Linked DNA regions of Homo sapiens: all the other regions are linked to region 1. Evidence: chromatin contacts called from ENCODE Hi-C or POLR2A ChIA-PET data. All regions are on one chromosome and are shown on one strand. The core of a region is the stretch at or near the end of the contact, and the rest is flanking DNA. Distances in the headings are between cores, read along the strand shown. Region 1 holds the start of WDR47 (WD repeat domain 47). Region 2 overlaps SORT1 (sortilin 1). Region 3 holds the start of PRPF38B (pre-mRNA processing factor 38B).

Region 1 (2,700 bases), core at 150-2,649:
GGGAGGCTGAGGCAGGAGAATGGCGTGAACCCGGGAGGCGGAGTTTGCAGTGAGTCGAGATGGCGCCACTGCACTCCAGCCTGGGCGACAGAGCGAGACTCCGTCTCAAAAAAAAAAAAAAAAAAAAAAGATTGCATTGTGTATATGTACCACATTTTCTTTATCCATTTGTCTGTTGATTGACATAGGTTGATTCTATATTTTGGCTATTGTGAATAGTACTGCAATAAGCATGGGAGTGCCAGAAATATTTTTGATGTTTATTCTCTTTACCAGACTGTTACCCCATTTTCCCCTTTTGGGAGGTCCAGCTCACTCTGGACTTTCGCCTCTGTGAGGATGATGTTCTTTTTTCTGTGAGACGGAGTCTCTCGCTCTGTCACCCAGGCCGGAGTGCAGTGGCATGATCTCGGCTCACTGCAACCTCCGTCTCCCAGGTTGAAGCGATTCTCCTGCCTCAGCCTACCAAGTAGCTGTGATTACAGGAGGCTTGCCAGCACACCCGGCTAATTTTTGTATTTTTAGTAGAGACGGGGTTTCACCATGTTGGCCAGGCTGGTCTCAAACTCCTGACCTCAGGTGATCCGCCCGCCTCGGCCTCCTAAAGTGCTGGAATTGCAGGCGTGAGCCACCGCGCCTGGCCGAGAATGATGTTCTTACAGGTTTGTGTAATTGTATTCTTCCTTATGGTTATACTTCCTGGATGCTTAATTAAGCTCGGTTGAACATCACGTATATTTGTGGAATAAGGGGCTTACAACCAACAGGAGTAGACAAAACCTGAACATATTAAATGTTAAGTAACTGAAAAATGCTTTCAAGGCAGATCAGCTTTGCAAAATGAGAAACCAGGAAGGGGACAAACAAACTACTGGAGTTTTCTGGGACGAAGTGGGACCTAGGAAAGCAGCGAAAGAAGGGTAGAAGGCAACATTAATTTCATTAACCTTTATTAATTATCGGGGAGGAGTATGAAGAGTCAATCCTAATGCGCAGTCTTCTCCATTTGCAGGCGACAATCCTGTTCGTGCTATTTTGGGACATGGGGTCACCGGCCAGCTAAGGGTCTACGTCCCTGCCACCAGTCTCACGCTATTGCCGCACCCGTTCTGCTACTCCCCCGGGCCCCTAGCCGGTCCCTCCAAGCCCGACCCCCGCCCGCCCCGCCCAGGCTTTGGTCCGCCCCGCCCAGGCTTTGGTCCGCCCCGCCCCTCCCCGCCCCAGCTTTGGGCCCGCCCCTCCACGCCCCTCCCCGCCCCGCCCCGCCCCGCCGACTCGCCCTTCGGCTCAGGCACCTGCCTGGCCGCCCCGCGCGGCGGGGTCCTGAGGCGCCTCGGGGAAGCGCGGCGATTGGCTGCCGCTCGCGGGTAGAGCTCGGCTCCCCGGCACTTGACAACCGCAGTCTGCAAGAGGCTGAGCTGAGGAGTCGCTGGGCCGGGAGGGGCGGACGTGAGAAGGACGGATTGACGAACTGATGGATTGACGCGCGGGCGGTAGGAGGGAGGACCGACGCCAAACCCAGACCGCCGCCGTCGTGCTCCTGCCGCAGCCCGGAGCCGGCCGCTTCGGGGCCCTGGCCGCCGGCCTCCCAGCCGCGTTCTCCTCCGCCGCTCCTCCGGGCTTGCCCTGGAGCCCTCAGGTGGGTGACTCCGGGAGTCGGAGGCTGGGTCGGTCCGCTGCACACCTCGGGTTGCCATGGTCACCCGTCGCCTCCTGTCACCACCTGACACGGCTCCGACCGGGCGGCCCCGAGGACTGTGTTTGCGGCCCCGGAGAGGGGTCTTTAGTGGGCTTGGGTGCCGACTGGGAGGGGGCTGGGGTCGTGGGTGAGGCCCCAGCATCGCGGGGTGAGGATCTGCGAACTGCTGGGCCCCGGTTCGAGGTCACCGGTCCTGGACCACACCTTTCCCACATTACCAGTTGGATTCTGGGGGCAGAGCGACGCCCCTCGCCCTGGCACTGAGCAGCAAGTGAGCGCGAGGTTCGTGCCCATCTCGCCGCTGCGCCGATTCTTCCTTCCTCGCCCCTTGGTCGAGCCCGTGCGAGAACTGAGGGGCGCGCTCGCGTCCCTTTCTGGGCACGCCTTGGCCCGGAGGAAGAGAGGGAGCGGCGGGGCTGGGAGCCCCGCTGGGGCCGGTTTTGGCCTTTCTCACATCAATGGTCGGGATGGGAGCAGGCCTTTGGGGATCTGGGTGTGGTCGCGGAAAGGGGCAGCGACTCGATTTAGAACTGGGATTGCGCTGGAGGGGCGCCTGCGTAGAAGAACGCAAGGTTGTGGAACTCAAAGGGTTAAACCGCTTCCCTTTATTGGGGAGAAAAATATTGGAACTCTAGCTCTGGGGCGAGGCCATGGGCAAAGGGGGCGGGGGCGGGGGGCGAGGGTAGGCCGGGGCGGCATTTGGGCTTTTGACCAGATGATTTTTCCTTCTCTGTACCCAGACGTGCAGTTAGTAACCGTGCATGGTATCTGAGGGGACCGTTTTTTTTTTTTGGCAACTTGGTTTTCTCTGCATAATGAAAGGAGAAGTCTTTGTTCCACCCAGATTCGTAGGTTGTGATCCTAATACTTATTTCTCTCTTTGTTGGAGACTCTGTAGAATGCCTCAAAAAGTTAATGGCACAGAAATGAACATGTAGGTTTAAAAAATGCTATAAATCTTTTTTTCACAGTAAATTCAAGTAGAATTTTTTTGTCTCCAG
Region 2 (2,700 bases), core at 165-2,664, 330 kb before region 1:
AGGCTAGAGTGCAGTGGCGCAATCTTGCCTCACTGCAGCCTCCGCCTCTCGGGTTCAAGCAATTCTCTGCCTCAGCCTCCCGAGTAGCTACCGCGCCTGGCTAATTTTTTGTATCTTTTTTTTTTTTTTTTGAGACGGAGCCTCGCTCTGTCGCCCAGGCTGGAGTGCAGTGGCGCGCTCTCGGCTCACTGCAAGCTCCGCCTCCCAGGTTCACGCCATTCTCCTGCCTCAGCCTCCGGAGTAGCTGGGACTACAGGTGCCCGCCACCACGCCCGGCTAATTTTTTGTATCTTTAGTAGAGACGGGGTTTCAGTCGAACTCCTGACCTCGTGATCCGCCTGTCTCGGCCTCCCAAAGTACTGGGGTTACAGGTGTGAGCCACCGCGCCCGGCCCATTCTGTGTTTTTGTTTTGTTTTGTTTTGTTTTTTATTAGCTGTTTCCGGTAGAAAGGTAAATGTGATCCCTGTCACTCCATCTTGACCAGAAGCAGAAGTCCACCCAGAAATGAACTTTTACATTTCATACTCATGTCTGTCATGGGGAAGTTAAGTGGGCCTGGCCTTATCCTTTTACTTGGGCGTCATCTTTTTCAAAACTTCATAAGTAGTTCTTAAAGAATTCAATATTTATTGCGTGCCCACTGTGCACTATGCTGTGTGTTAGCTGCTGAAATGTATGGGCTTGATTCCTTTACCAGATGGACCTCAGGTCTAGTGGGGAGGACAGGCAAGGTTCTTGTGGCTACAATTAAAAGTGCTGTAATACATATTTTGAAAGATCTAAGATGCCACTGCAGTGTAGAATGACATGTACGTTGTCTTAAATATTAGAAATGATTCTGGATTAGGATTGATGGCTTTGTGCTGACTTGTGAATTCTGTCTCCTAACCATGACCAGGTTGTCTGCCCTTTCCTGGACATCCGTATTTTTTTCTCCCATTGAAGTGGCAGGATTGAATCTGTACTCTTGGGTCCCTAGCTCTCCTGGATTTATCTCCTTTCCATATGACCTTTTCTTTCTGCTTAACCTTTGGGCCTGCTGTAACATCTCATTTCATTTTTCTTTTTTAACTTTCACCAGTATAAGAATGTTAGAGACTGAAATATTAAAAAATTAATTACATTTGCTATAGGTAGATGAGTTTTTCAGTGAGTTTGCCCATTTTCAAAAGCAAATCTTCATTGGTTATTTGGAGTGGGTGGGAGGGACAGCTTAAGGGCAGTAGAAAACCACAGTTTTGCTAGTAAATCTGGCCTACATTTCCAAAGGAACTCTTTGGATGATGAGTGAGGTCCATTACCATTTCAGTTGTTTCAGTGAAGCTGAGAGTTGCCGGTGACACGTGATAATCCTCCTCATTCTGTAGTTGAGCAATAGGAAAATGTGGGTAATGCCAGTCTGCATTGACTGGGTCGGCTGTGTAGAGCATTGCCTGAAAAGTAAAAGTTGCAGTCCTGATTGGCTCAAGACTGATATCTTACAGCCTGATGAAGACAACCACGAATTCCAGTGCCATAACTGATGGACTTTTTCTTTTCTCTTAGTTATGACAAGGACCTTCCTTGGAAAGATAACCTGTGTTTAGATGACTGTGATCTTAGCCCTTGTGATCTGCCTGGTGCTTGTGGTAGCTCTGGATGTTCCTGTTTTTCCTGAAGGACCTCATTGATGTCATTTCAGACACTATCCTCACTCAAGAGAATGTGAGGTTTTGCTATGTGTGAAATATCATATAAGACACACTGCTATGTCAGTTTTTAAGCCTCTGGTTTCAGAAGCTCTGGCAGCCCTACTTTTTCTCAGATGCCTGGCAAGCCTGCATGTCTGAATAGCCCTTCTTTCCTGCAGAGGCTGTGAGAAGCTCTGCCGAGCATTTGAGAGTTAACCATTATTTACGGAGCAAGACCTGCGTGAGGCACTGATTGTACTAACTTACAAAAATTGTGTAAGAGATTCTTTTGACATCAAAGGTACTTACGGTCCAGAGGGGAAATCACATACGTGAATTCGGAAGCCCATTCAAGACTGCAAGAGAAAATTCGAAGATAAACAAAACAGTTCATGTTTTGAGTTCTGTTTCTTTAGATTTCTATGTGGGATTGGTGGCTTGAGTGACCAAGTAGCTGGCATCCCAACCATTTATAGACATGTTCTATTTTGAGGTTGAGTTTGTGGTTTGGGGAGGATGTGTAATCATTTTCAACAAATGCTTACTGAGTGTGCAAAGTATTCCTGTGGAAGGCACAGGGAGTACCAAGAAGTATAAAGTTACATTCCCCAGCTTCCAAGGAGCTTCTCATATCTGGGAGGGCAAGGCATGTTTAAGATTTTAAAATCTTAGTAAGATTATAAGTCTTAAGAAAAAAGCATAATCATCCACATTTATTAGAAATATATACTGAACTATTAAACTGTCTAAGAAATGGGGCTTGGGTGGTGAGCATGTGGCCTGGAAAAGAGAAGGATCTTCACTCTTTGCTATATAGACTCTATATAGTATGTAATTTCTATATGGTTTGAAATTTTTGCCAAGTGCAGTTATTACCTCTTTGGAATTTTTATTTTTTTTATCAGTTACAAAAATTATAGAGAACAGACGATTGTATTAATACATATAATATTAACCTTGAATATCTCTATGTGGTAGGATTATGAGTGACTTATCTTTATTATGCGTTCTTATAATTGTCTACATCTT
Region 3 (2,700 bases), core at 157-2,656, 350 kb after region 1:
AAAAATCTAATTAGTCGTTCATTTAACCAGGGAAATGCATTTATGGCGATTGAGCATGATTAATAGTGCATACCTCTACCTGCGACCCTGGGCTGCTCCGAGCCTCGCTGCAAGACTGAGTCAATCCTGCTAACGAAACAAGAACTGAGACAAGAGTGCAGTGAGGAGGCGCCAGGTGAGCTCCCCAGCACAGCCAAGCCAGCACCGACCCTGCCGCAGAAGCCCAGGGCCCAGATAATTCTAAATTAGCCCAATGCACAGGTGGCTGAGACCTCTTACTCCTGACTTCCTGCTGGGAAAATTTCCAGGCCTTCTGTACACCTCTTGAAATGGCACCTCTCCACCCTCATCCCCCCACCCCACCCGACACACACGCACTGACCATTTCCCTGCCTGGATCGGATAGTGAGTACCAACAACACGAGGCCAATACTGAAGTCATTACACGCCCTGGCCAGGGGTGAGCGGGAGAAGCACCAACAAGTTGGCGCTCAGCAGATCCACGTCAAAAGGAATAATTTTAAAGCTGTAAACTGGAAAGGCTTCTGTTACTCTTTCCTCCTCTCCCCCATCCCTCTTGCCCAACTCCCCCCAGGGGTGGGCAGGAGGTTGGGGGAGGAGAGAGATCAATAGTGGCGGGCTCTCCCGGCCCTAAAAATCTAAAATGGAAACGAGAGGGCGGCCCCAGTCCGACCCCTCCCAGACACACTACAGGCCGCAGCCACCCCTCCGCCGAACCACCTTCCCCCACCCACAAATCTTCAGATTTCGGGGGCCGCCTTCGCCCGTTTCCTCCATACCCCCTCTTCCGAACTTACCCCCAAAGCCAAGGCCTACACACTTCGTACCTTAAAGTAGATCTCGTCCACCACCTCGTGGTAGGTCTTGAGCTCGTAGAGCTGTACTTTGAAGTAAGGCGACGACAGGATGTTGGTCAGGATCATGGGGTTGAGGTTCATGGTCTTCTCGTTGCCCCAGAGCGGGAGCACATTGCCCTGCTTGCCGGAGACCGCCGGCTTGGTAGCGCCGCCGCCGCCGCACTGCTGCTGTTGCTGAGCCGCAGCTGCAGCCGCCTGGTGCTGCGGCTGCGAGTTGCCTGTCAGCGCGGGGCTGTTGTTAGCCATGTTGCGGCGGAAGGAAGGAGGGAGGGAAGGAGGGGGGGGAGGGGGCCAAGCTCGATCTCGCTCTTCGGGACAACGGTCTGGGACCCTACTCCATCGAACGTCGTCGGGAGAAGGGGCCGCCTCGCTGTGCCCCAGCTGGGCAAGAGAGGGCACCCGACGCCGACAAAATGACCCCGGGCCAAGAGCAGACAGCGAAACCCAGACCGCGAGAACTCCACGCAGAAGGCGAGCCGGCAGCCAGGGAGCTCGATCTCTTCCGCCAACTGCCCCTGGGAACAAGATGGCGGGCCCGGCGGATATGACGCCACGCACCCCAGCGTTCCAAGCTGAGCTGGCGGCCAATCAGAGACGCTCAGTTGGGCTGGAGCGTCCTCTTCCTAGGTCCCCGCGTTCTCTGCACGCTGAAGTCGCTGCAGTGACCTCCGTACCTGACTCTTAGGGGATTTCTCCTGAGAATTTGGGGGCCGGGGGAGAGGGTTGTAGGCCTAATCCGTTGTTGTTGTATTTTGACTGGGGGCTTGATTTCTTTTGTCGGGAGCTGAGCCAGGAAGGGTTCGCATGGCTGCGGTGTGCTTGCTAATATCGTCACTCTGACTTCTGCAGAGTATCCGAGAGGGGTCTCCTGGGATCTCAGTTTTAAGGTTCTCTGGAAGGTACAATGGTCAGGGACCCCACTCCTCCAGGAGATTCTGATCAAAGGTCACGTACTTCGCCAGCCTCTAGTGTCCAGCCAGAAGTCTTAAATTTATTCATCCGTAAGATTGAGATAACATCTGGCTGGGCTGTTGTGAGCATTGAAAGAGCTAATGTACTTGTAGTGCCTAGTAGACTGTTCCAGGCATCTGGTAGGCGCCTTTTCTTTTTCTCCCTGCTCCAGATCTTTGGATTCTAGGAATGTATCCGGAGTGATAAACATTGGGCGAGATACTGTATATTGGGAGTGGGTGTGTGAATGTGTGGGGAGTTTGAATGTGGCAATCTTGACTTCAGTGGCGCATACACAGGAGGAGAAAAGGATAAGATGGAAACTTTGGGGAAAATCCACATCTGGATGAAAATAAACCAGAAGAGGAGAGAGAGAGAGCGAAGACCAGCAGAAAAGTATTTAAACCAAGAGACAGTTGTTTGACAGAATACAAGGAAATAGAAAAGATAAGTGAATGGAGTGATTGATTAGTGTTTGGAGCTGTACGGTACGAAAGTGGATATCCTGTCTGGTTCCTTTGTTTTAGGTTGCAAGAGAACTAGAACCCTGAGAGGAGAAGCAGTTTTCACCTTCTTACTAGCAAATCTTGTTTTTCTCTATAGTGGTTTTTATTAACTTCCAAAGGAAAACTGAAGATCCTAACCCCTGTGTCATGAGTTATCACGTTAAAAGTCCATAGAAAAAATTTTTTTTAACCCAGTTCTTTTTGTGTATATATTTTTTGCCTTGATAATACTAGTTTATTGAGTTTGCCGAGTGACACATTGCCAAATCTTATGCCCTATTTTTAATTCCTCAGATACATGATCTTTCTGTATAGTCTTAGACAGTCTTTACCCCTAGTCTGTTTGGATGAAGAGCTTGGTAGAG

What was found. Hi-C counts contacts between places; a loop is a spot of excess contacts on that map. ChIA-PET counts read pairs that join two places held with the same protein, here RNA polymerase II (POLR2A). Pooled maps may share reads with other maps.
Region 2: POLR2A ChIA-PET joins it to region 1 with 11 read pairs in AG04449. The contact joins the enhancer-like site here to the promoter of WDR47 in region 1. POLR2A ChIA-PET finds 5 or more read pairs at or near these places in 3 of 52 experiments (AG04449, BJ and T-cell).
Region 3: a map of natural killer cell shows a loop between it and region 1 (38-fold over the local background). The contact joins the promoter of PRPF38B here to the promoter of WDR47 in region 1. A Hi-C loop is called at or near these places in 5 of 168 maps with a recorded cell type or tissue (OCI-LY7, naive thymus-derived CD4-positive, alpha-beta T cell, natural killer cell and 1 more), 4 of 37 single-sample maps with no recorded cell type and 22 of 50 pooled maps. POLR2A ChIA-PET finds 5 or more read pairs at or near these places in 8 of 52 experiments (B cell, CD4-positive, alpha-beta T cell, CD4-positive, alpha-beta memory T cell and 5 more).

The regions. Positions count from the first base shown.
Region 1 is chr1:109,040,801-109,043,500 of GRCh38, reverse strand. It overlaps WDR47 (WD repeat domain 47), which reads left to right and starts at 1,399. Exons shown (of 15, transcript NM_001142551.2): 1 at 1,399-1,639. RefSeq lists a silencer at 1,202-1,751.
Region 2 is chr1:109,370,330-109,373,029 of GRCh38, reverse strand. All of the region lies in intron 1 of SORT1 (sortilin 1), which reads left to right. Among named protein-coding and RNA genes, the nearest start is that of SORT1, 26 kb to the left of the region's middle. Within about 2 kb of position 1,414, at least 12 of the 41 ENCODE cell types and tissues checked have a DNase peak (open chromatin) inside an H3K27ac peak, as active enhancers do.
Region 3 is chr1:108,691,016-108,693,715 of GRCh38, reverse strand. It overlaps PRPF38B (pre-mRNA processing factor 38B), which reads right to left and starts at 1,406. Exons shown (of 6, transcript NM_018061.4): 1 at 849-1,406. The coding sequence starts at 1,124. RefSeq lists enhancers at 1-504, 1,155-1,484, 1,067-1,627, 1,565-1,754.